2 separate regions of the Homo sapiens genome follow, and region 1 is linked to region 2. A link is a contact called in ENCODE Hi-C data. All regions are on one chromosome and are shown on one strand. The core of a region is the stretch at or near the end of the contact, and the rest is flanking DNA. Distances in the headings are between cores, read along the strand shown.

What was found. Hi-C counts contacts between places; a loop is a spot of excess contacts on that map. Pooled maps may share reads with other maps.
Region 1: a map of CD8-positive, alpha-beta T cell shows a loop between it and region 2 (4-fold over the local background). The contact joins the enhancer-like site here to the promoter of ARL2BP in region 2. A Hi-C loop is called at or near these places in 2 of 168 maps with a recorded cell type or tissue (CD8-positive, alpha-beta T cell and naive thymus-derived CD4-positive, alpha-beta T cell) and 6 of 50 pooled maps.

Annotation. Positions count from the first base shown.
Region 1 is chr16:57,513,788-57,518,189 of GRCh38, forward strand. CCDC102A (coiled-coil domain containing 102A) reads right to left here. Exons shown (of 9, transcript NM_033212.4): 6 at 4,281-4,402; 7 at 2,506-2,676; 8 at 1,554-1,657. Among named protein-coding and RNA genes, the nearest start is that of CCDC102A, 21 kb to the right of the region's middle. Within about 2 kb of position 1,609, at least 4 of the 41 ENCODE cell types and tissues checked have a DNase peak (open chromatin) inside an H3K27ac peak, as active enhancers do.
Region 2 is chr16:57,242,213-57,247,012 of GRCh38, forward strand. It overlaps ARL2BP (ARF like GTPase 2 binding protein), which reads left to right and starts at 3,047. Exons shown (of 6, transcript NM_012106.4): 1 at 3,047-3,193; 2 at 3,868-3,929. The coding sequence starts at 3,156. It overlaps LOC124903697 (a long non-coding RNA gene), which reads right to left. Exons shown (of 2, transcript XR_007065082.1): 2 at 3,603-4,800. RefSeq lists silencers at 2,766-3,145, 3,236-3,445.

The sequences.
Region 1 (4,402 bases), core at 359-2,858, 270 kb after region 2:
ACACTTTATGGGCGTCATCCCAGGCAGATGGGGAAATCGAGGCTCAGTTTACCATGGCACAATAGCTGTTAGGTCTCTGCAGCCCATTCTCTAAGCCACAAGATCTCAGCAAACAGCAGCATATAGTAAATGCTCAATAAATAAGGGCTTGGATGGCTGATGGCCAGGGGTGATTCTGCCTGGCCACCCACCAACTGTGTGGCCATGGAAAGACTTACCCTCTTGGGCCTTAGTTTCCTCATCTGCCAGCCCCCTAGGAAAAAACATCTTTCCTTTCTCTCATAGAAGCAGCGTGATGCTGATGCACAACATGTAACCCAAATATAAGCCCCTCCGCAGCGGTAGTAGTAACAGTAGTAATAGCAGCAGCTGCTGACAATCACTCAGCATTTATTATGTGCCAGGTGTTTTCTTTCTTTTTTTCTTAGAGACGGGATCTCACTTTGTCTCCCAGGCTGGAGTACCGTGGTGTGATCACAGCTCACTACTATAGCTATGAACTCCTGAGCTCAAGTGATCCTCCTGCCTCGGTCTCCCAAGTAGCTGGAACTACAGGCACACACCACCATGCCTGGCTAAGTTTTGTATTTTTTGTAGACATGGGGGTCTTGCTTTGTTGCCCAGGGGGTCTCAAACTCCTGGTCTCAAGCAATCCTCTTGCCCTGGCCTTCCAAACTGTTGGGATTACAGGTGTGAGCTACCATGCCTCCAGGTACTTTCTTAAGAATGGATCAGCTCATTTAATACTCACAACAATCAAGAGGTAAGAACTATCATCATCCCCATTTTACAGATGAAGAAACTGACACAGAGAGGTTAAATAAATGTCCCAAGGCCACACAGCTGCTAATGCTGAGCCAGGCTTCAGACCATTCAGGCAGTCTGGCTGCAGAACCGGGCACCCTCTATTCCACGAAAGAAGAGAATGCAACTAAGTGCATTCTCAGGGCCCGGCACAGGTCAATGCTGTGGCTCCGATGCTCCTTGGGCCTCCCAGCTGTGAAGTGGGAGGGACGTGGACTGAAGTTTTCTGATATCGCCTGGTTCTGTGATTCACAGAGTGCTGGGACAGAGACAGGGTTGGGAGAGGGAGGCAGAGTGTGCTGGGTGGGGCCTGTTGGCAGTGGACGGGATCCAGGCCTGGGGCCCCTCCACGAGTCCCTGCTCACCAGTCTCTCAGATCCCTGCTGTCTTGGTGTCACCTGGGCCCAGTAACGCTGAGGGCTGCCTATTTGAGCCCTGCTGGCCCCACCCACTGCCCCAAGCCTTGGGCCTGACCTCTCCAGCCCGCCCTTCCTGCCCTCACTCTACCCACCAGCCCTCCTGCTAGAGGAGACAATTCCAGGGCCTGCAGCTGGCCTGACTTCCTGCACCCCCTGCCCTGGTTTCCTGGCTCTGGCCCTTCCTGCCCGGAGGGGACAGGATTCTGGCTCCAGGCACCTGGATCTCTTCCTTCGTCTCCCCCTCCAGCCTTGGTTTGGGCTCCGTCCCTGACCGGAGGGTTCCCTGGCTGGAAGTCTCTGCCCTGTTTCTGTTCCCTGCCCGGGGCCCACCTGGACTGCAGGTGCTCCAGTTGCACTTGCAGGTTCTCGCTCTGCTCCGTCTGCTCGTCCAGCGACCGCTGCAGCTTACGTGCCTGGTTGTGGGCCTCGTCCAGCTGTGGGGGTGAGCAGGGCCGAAAGCACGAGGGTCACCCAGGGCTGGGCAAGGCCGGCCACCCGCCCAGGGAAAACCACTCCTGCTGTTCCCTGGGAAGGTGCTCCTCCGAGAGTGTTTGCTCCTTGAGGCCTAGGCTAAGGCTTACCTCTTCTAGAAAAGCATCCCTTTGGTTCCTCTCCATCCCCTTTGCCTCCTCTTGCACATCTACCCATCCTCCCAGGCCCTGCACTACTGATGCAGCCATCCACCTCCTATCCTTCTGTCCCCATCAGTCTGTCCATCGGACCATTCGTCCAGGGAGATATTCATCTGCCCATGGAGACAGTCACCCACCACTCCCCATCCATTAATCTAATCAGCAGCCCATCTAGCATGCCTAGCCATGCCTTCCTGCTCTCCCGGACACACCTATCTTCCCGTCAACCTGGCCTTCTTTCTCCCTCTGTATTCGTTCTTCCACCCACTGACCCAGTCAGCTGTCCATCCATCTGTCCACTCTCTACCCATCCAGCCATCATCTGTTCATACATCCATTGGATCCACCCATCCATCTGCCCGCCCTGCCTCTCTCTCCCATTCATCCATCCATTCATTCCTTTACCCATTGGTTCATCCATGCACACATCCATCTTGTCTTCTGTTCATTTTTCTTCCCATCTTCCCACCCACATGTCCATCCTGCCATCCATTCATCACGCACCTACCCACTCTATCCTGGGCGACTCCTGAGAGACAGGCTTGTGCCAGGCACCAGGGGCTGAGAATGGAGAAGCCAGGATGGCCCTGCGGCCCCCACTCCTCCCTGGCCAAGGTCTGTTGCTGCCCCTGCCCCTCTGTGGTCCTCACCTCGTCCTCAGCCTGGGCCAGCTCCTTCTTGAGCTCCTCCACCCGCAGCCGCAGCTTCTTCACCTCAGCCTCGTGCTGCTCCACCCGCCGGTTGGCATGTGCCAGCTCTGCCACCTTCTCCTGGAACTGCTTCTTCAGCTTGCCATGCACATGCTTCAGGTCTGCCAGCTCCTACAGGGCACAGGGATGGGGTGGGAGGGAGGAGGGAATCAGTATCAGCTTGGGCGCCATGCCAGGGAGTCCCACGAGGTCAGGCAGTTCTAGGGATGCTGGGTGTCTCTCCTTCCCAGAATCTCTCCATCTGTTGTCTGAAGTATCAGCAGTAGAGGTTTGGCTGAGCAGCCAGAGGCTGGAGGTGCCTTCCAGGGAGGTGAGAAGGCTGGGTGGGTGGAACCTGTGGCTCCGGTTTGGATGTGTAACTTTCAGATGCTACTGGATCTACCCTGGAGCTGTTGGAGCAGGGTCGGGGTTTCCGGGGAAGGATGAGGTCTGGAGTCTTCAGGGGCGTATGGCATTGAAAGAGCTGGGTTGGGAATGAGCTAGGCTGGGGAATGGGTGGGTGTCTCAGAGCCCAGAGTGGCTGGGAAGAGGAAGGGCAGCCAGCAAAAGAGATGCCCACCCTGGAGCTCTGTGAGTTCTCTAAGCCTCAGTTTCCATTTCTGTAAAATGGGAATAGGCATTGCCTAAAGGTCTCTTGAGTCCATCCTTTTTGTTCCATCTCTACTGACTGCAACCTGGTCCAGGTCTCCTCCCTCTCTTGTTGTCCAGGGAATGTCAACAGCTTCCCCCCAGCCTGTCTTCCCATCCTCTGCCCACACAGCCTGCTCACACTCCCCTCCTGCTTTAAACTCTCTCGAAGAGTCCCACCACTCGTGCCTCACTTACCACATCCCCCCGCTCACTCCCCTCCAGCACACTGGACTTGTTCCTCCAAAGCTCTGTGTCTCTTTCACCACGGACATTTATTCATGTTATTCCTAACTTCTCTCCATCCCCTCCCCTAAATCCGCACACTACCAGTTAACGGCTGCTTTTCCTGGAGAACTCAGTTTATTTATTTATTATTATTTTTTTGAGACGGAGTTTCTCTGTCACCCAGGCTGGGGTGCAGTGGTGCAATCTCAGCTCAGTGCAACCTCTGCCTCCCGGTTTCAAGTGATTCTCCTGCCTCAGCCACCCGAGTAGCTGGGATTACAGGTGCCCACAATGCTCGGCTAATTTTTGTATTTTTAGTAGATATGGGGTTTCGCCATGTTAGCCAGGCTGGTCCCAAAATGCTGACCTCAGGTGATCTGCCCACCCCAGCCTCCCAAAGTGCTGAGATTACAGATGTGTGCCACTGCGCCTGGCTGAGAACTCAGTTTAAAATGTCACTGCCTCCGGGAGGTATTTCCAGGACCGTGGGCCTAAGCCAGGTCTCCTAGTATCCCCTCTTCTTGCTGGTGACCATGAAGCTGTGTGATTGGCATGAATCTGTGTGACAGAGAGAGCCATGTGTACATCCCCCAAGTAAGTCTTCAGCTCCATGAGGGGAAGAGGGGAGGCCACATCTGTCTGTTCAGTGCTGTGTCTCTGGCACCTAGAGTGGAGCTTGGCACATAGTAAGTGCTCAATGAATGCGGCTACTATAATTACCAACTGGTCTAGCACACAAGGTGCTGAATACATGCAGCTACCATAATTATCACCAGGCCTGACACATAGTAGGGAAGCTGCGCTCTGGCTGGATGGGGAGGTGGCAGCCCCAGCACTGGCCACTCCACTCCTTGCCCCACCTTGTTCTTCTCGAAGAGCGCGGCCTGGCTGGCCCTCAGGTCGCAGTCCAGTGCGCTGGCTGTTTGCCGCCGCCGCCGGGCCAGCGCCTCCTCCAGGTCTCCGACCTGTGCCCGCAGCTTCT
Region 2 (4,800 bases), core at 1,797-4,296:
TAGTGTATTCAAGTCAATTTTTAGTTTTGCTACAAGTGGAAAAAGGCCATTCTGTATTCAGGAGAAAACGTTCTGATTTCCAAGAATATGGTTTAACAACCCAGGGATTAGGGGCTATATAGCATGATGGTTGAAATAGGCCCTTTGGAGTGGGACTGGACCCAGGTCCCACTAATGCTTGGTTTCCCAGTCTGTAAAATGGAGATACTACCCACCTCATACCGGTTTTTTGTTTTTGTAAGGTCTCAAATATTTCAAAAGGAGACAATGTATTTATAAATGTTTAGCACACTATCTGATACATCCTTGAGTGGGTACTTTTTATCTTTATCCCCATTTGTTCCTAGAGTCAGTAAGGTTGGTGAAATGGATTAAAAGATGGCCACAAATTATTTGACATCCCTCCCGTCAAGAAATGAGGTTTATGTCTACTTTCCTTAAATTTGGGTGGCTCTGGGTCTGCTTGATCAGTGGAACACAGTGGAAGGGCTATTGTGCCAGTTTCCAGTACCAGGTCTTTAAGTGACTGCCAGCTTACATTTCAGTGTCTTGAAACACTTGCTCTTGGACCCAGCACCATGGTGTGAGAAAACCCAAGAATCCCCTGAATCCTATAGATGGAGAGGAACTGAAACCCCCCAAACCCCGGCCCCAGTTCTCTGGCCAATGTCCACAACTGAGAGCCAAGAGCCAACACTAATTTGCCAGCCATGTGAGTAAACTCCTTGGAGGAAGCTCCTCTAGTCCATTCCAGCTGCCCCCAGCCGACACCAACTGGAATAGAGACTAGCTGGCCCTGCCCAAATTACAGATTAGTGAGCAAAATGGTGGTTTTAAGCCACTAAATTTTCAGGTGGTTTGTAACAGCAATAGATAACCAGAACAGATTAAATCAAGGTGTGTTCCTCCTCCACTCCATCAATGACTTAGGAAGGGTAGGCAAATTCATTTTGTCCAGAAATGTGTGGTATATAGAGAAAGTAGGTCATGAAGAAACTCTCTGAGTTTGCTGTAAGCTGTGTGACCAGGGCTTGACTAAACAACTCAGTCCAGTAATTCAGCAAATCTTTTTAAATGCCTATCTTCCACTTGGTGCTAAACAGAGTAACTCATAATTGATGTCACCTGACCGGGTGCGGTGGCTCACGCCTGTAATCCCAACACTTTGGGAGGCCGAGGCGGGCAGACCACCAGAGGTCAGGAGTTCGAGACCACGCTGGCCAACATGGTGAAGCCCTGTCTCTACTAAAAATACAAAAATTAGCCGGGTGTGGTGGCACGCGCCTGTAATCCCAGCTACTTAGGAGGCTGAGGCAGGAGAATCCCTTAAACCCGGGAGGCAGAGATTGCAGTGAGCCGAGATTGCGCCACTGCACTCCAGCCTGGGCAACAGAGCAAGACTCCCTCTCAAAAAATAAATAGGCCGAGCGCAGTGGCTCACGCCTGTAATCCCAGCACTTTGGGAGGCCAAGGCGGGCGGATCACCTGAGGTCGGGAGTTCAAGACCAGCCTGACCAACATAGAGAAACCCCATCTCTACTAAAAACACAAAAAAATTAGGCATGGTGGCGCATGACTGTAATCCTAGCTACGCGGGAGGCTGAGGCAGGAGAATCGCTTGAAACCGGTAGGCGGAGGTTGTGTTGAGCCGAGATTGCACCATTGCACTCTAGCCCGGGCAGTAAGAGCGAAACTCCATCTCAATAAATAAATAAATTAGTAATAATTTATGTCACCTTGGTCACAGCTGTCACACCCGACTGTGTCTTTGTAACCATCTTTGTTTCAGATCCCACGGATATCTATTTTAAGTCCATTCAAAGATGTCTGCTAGGCCGGTTGTGGTGGCTCACACCTGTAATCCTAGCCCTTTTGGAGGCCAAGGTAGGTGGATCATCTGAGGTCAGGAGTTCGAGACCAGCCTGGCCAACATGGTGAAACCCTGTCTCTACTAAAAATTCAAAAATAGCCGGGCATAGTGGCACGTACTTGTAATCCTAGCTACTCGGGAGGCTGAGGCACGAGAATCGCTTGAACCTGGGAGGCGGAAGTTGTAGCCAGCCGAGATCGTGCCACTGCCCTCCAGCCTGGGCGACAGAGCAAGACTCCGTCTCAAAAAAATAAAAAATGTCTGCTAACCCATTCTGACTGGCCACCTGACCCTCAGTTCATACCTTAAACCCCTCTAGTTCCTCTAGTCATATACCACACTTTGGCCATAAGGTATCATGCAACTAAAGAGACACAATGCTTAGTTGTCCAATCAAGAGAAATCAGCTCAAACGAATCCTTTTTCAAAGTTTGGCAGTTTTGAAGAGGCCTTTTCCTGAAAGGTATCTGATTCCTGATTGCGTGGCTCAAAATAGTTCTTCAATTCTCATCTTGTATAATTAGTCAAGAAACCAATTACTGCCGAGTAATCTTTATGATGCGAAGATTATAACGTAAATTACAGGACATCGACTTCTTGCGATGGGGCTTTCCTTCCACGAGGGGTAGGAACTGTCTTGAAATCAGACGTCAGCATCACCTGGTTCAAGGGATAAGGGACTGGCTCTCCAGCGACTTGGCAACTTACAAGCGCTCTTTAAACACGCCTTAAACTACTTATTTAATCCTCCACACTCAGGGAGGCGCAATTTATTCTCGAGTTGCGAGTGAGGAAATTCTGGCTCGTGGCTTCGATTCCTTCATCCGTACAATGGGGGCGACTTGAGACGGAGTTCCCACACAACGGGTGCTCGCCGAAGCGCCGCATCCCTCCGCACTCCCTTCCGGGACTTCCTCTCCCTGTCTTGCCCCGCCCCGGCATCGGTAACGCTCGCCTGTGATTGGATGCCGGCCGGCCGTGAGGCGGTGGAAGGGGTTGCGGTGGCCATGGTGACAGGAGGCGGGGCGCCGCGCCCCTCCGGCAGTCACCGAGGCCCGGACCTGCGGCGTCGGCGGCGCGCGCAGAGGGCCAGGCGGGCGTAGAGGCCGGACCGACGCGTGGCGGCAGAGGGTATCCAAGGCCGGACCTGGCGCGCAGGCGCTGACCCGACCTGGCAGTGAGCTGGCCGCGGCCTTGGCTGAGAGGCCTTAACCCCGCCGGGCGGCCGCGCCCTGCATGCGAGTTGGGCCGCGGGCGGGGTTGGAGCCTACTCGGGGCGACTGCGATGGACGCCTTAGAAGGAGAGAGCTTTGCGCTGTCTTTGTGAGTAGCTCCTCCAGGGCGCAGGCGACTTGGGGCCGGAGGCAGCGGGCGTTCGCCCCGGGGCCTGACCCTATAAAACAGGTGTCCTTAGGGGCCGGGCCGGGCCGGGCCGGGCAGGGTGGGGGCCGCCAAGGCGCCGTCCCAGCTCCAGGCCTTCCTTTTGTAGAGTACTAAGGCTGCAGGTTTCAGGCCCCGCAGGACAGGAGTGCGAGGCGGGTGTCACCGTTGATCAGCGCCTCCATCACAATCCCCAGCCGCCAACCCTCAGCTGTCAGCAAAGCCTGGAGGGGTTGAGCGCCCGAGGCCCCTCCACCCCTCCCTGGCCCCCGCCTCCCGGACTCCTGACCAAATGACCCCCCCCGGCAGGTGTTTCGCCCGTGCCGGGTTCATGCTCACAAGCAGACAGGTATGGGGTGATAGCTAAGAGCCTGGAGAACAAGTTTTTATTAAAGTGGAGTCATGACATTGAACGTTCATGTCACAAACGTGCCGAGTGTGTTTTCTTCTGTTTGGACTTACTAGATCAGTCAGTCATTCTTAATCGTTGAAGATGGGTGATGGGAAGTTCGTTTTGCTACTCTTTTTTCTCTTGTGCATGTTTGAAAACGTCCATACTAAAAACATTTTTTTAATGCATTATTTGAAATAGCACCTAATCCAGGCATGTTTTTCAGCTCCTCCGCCTCTGATGCAGAATTTGATGCTGTGGTTGGATATTTAGAGGACATTATCATGGGTAAGCTTTTAAGATACTGTTTTTAAGGACTTGCTTGTTTCTTTAAGGACATTGAAATCAATTTGGAGAGTTAATTTTAAAAAGAGAAAACATCAAGCTGCCTGCAATTTTTAATGTAGCACAATGTAATACTTAAGTAAAGGCTTACTGCAGTTTGTCTTAGAAACAAACAGCCCAGTACTCCTGAAAACATCTAATAAGCATAGATTCAGAGGCTGGAAGGGACTGACTCAGGCTAATAGGGCACCAGCAGTGTGGCGTTCTTCGCAAAACTATAGGAAATAATGATCTACTCTATTTCTTATGTAGGGTAAGAGCAATTTCAATTTTAGATAGTTTTGAGTTTTAACATTTTCATGCCATAAAACACATAAAACCAGGCCAGGTGCGGTGGCTAACGCCTGTAATCCCAGCACTTTGGGAGGCCGAGGTGGGCGGATCACGAGGTCAGGAGATCAAGACCATCCTGGCTAACACGGTGAAACCCTGTCTCTACTAAAAATACAAAAAAAATTAGCCGGGCGTGGTAGCGGGCGCCTGTAGTCCCAGCTACTCAGGAGGCTGAGGCAGGAAAATGGCGTGAACCTGGGAGGTGGAGCTTGCAGTGATCCGAGATCGTGCCACTTCACTCCAGCCTGGGCGACAGAGCGAGACTCCGTCTGGAAAAAATAAAAATGAAAATAAACACATAAAACCATAACCATAAGCACACATGGCCATAAAGAAAACAAGGTATTAAGCTTCAGCTGGTTCTGTATTTTCCTAGGTTTTGAGTTCCTACTTGTGGATGTATTTGGGCATCCATGAAACCTGCTAAGTAACAGAGAAGCAGTAACAGTCCCCAGAGGTTTAAGACAAGTATGTAGGAGGG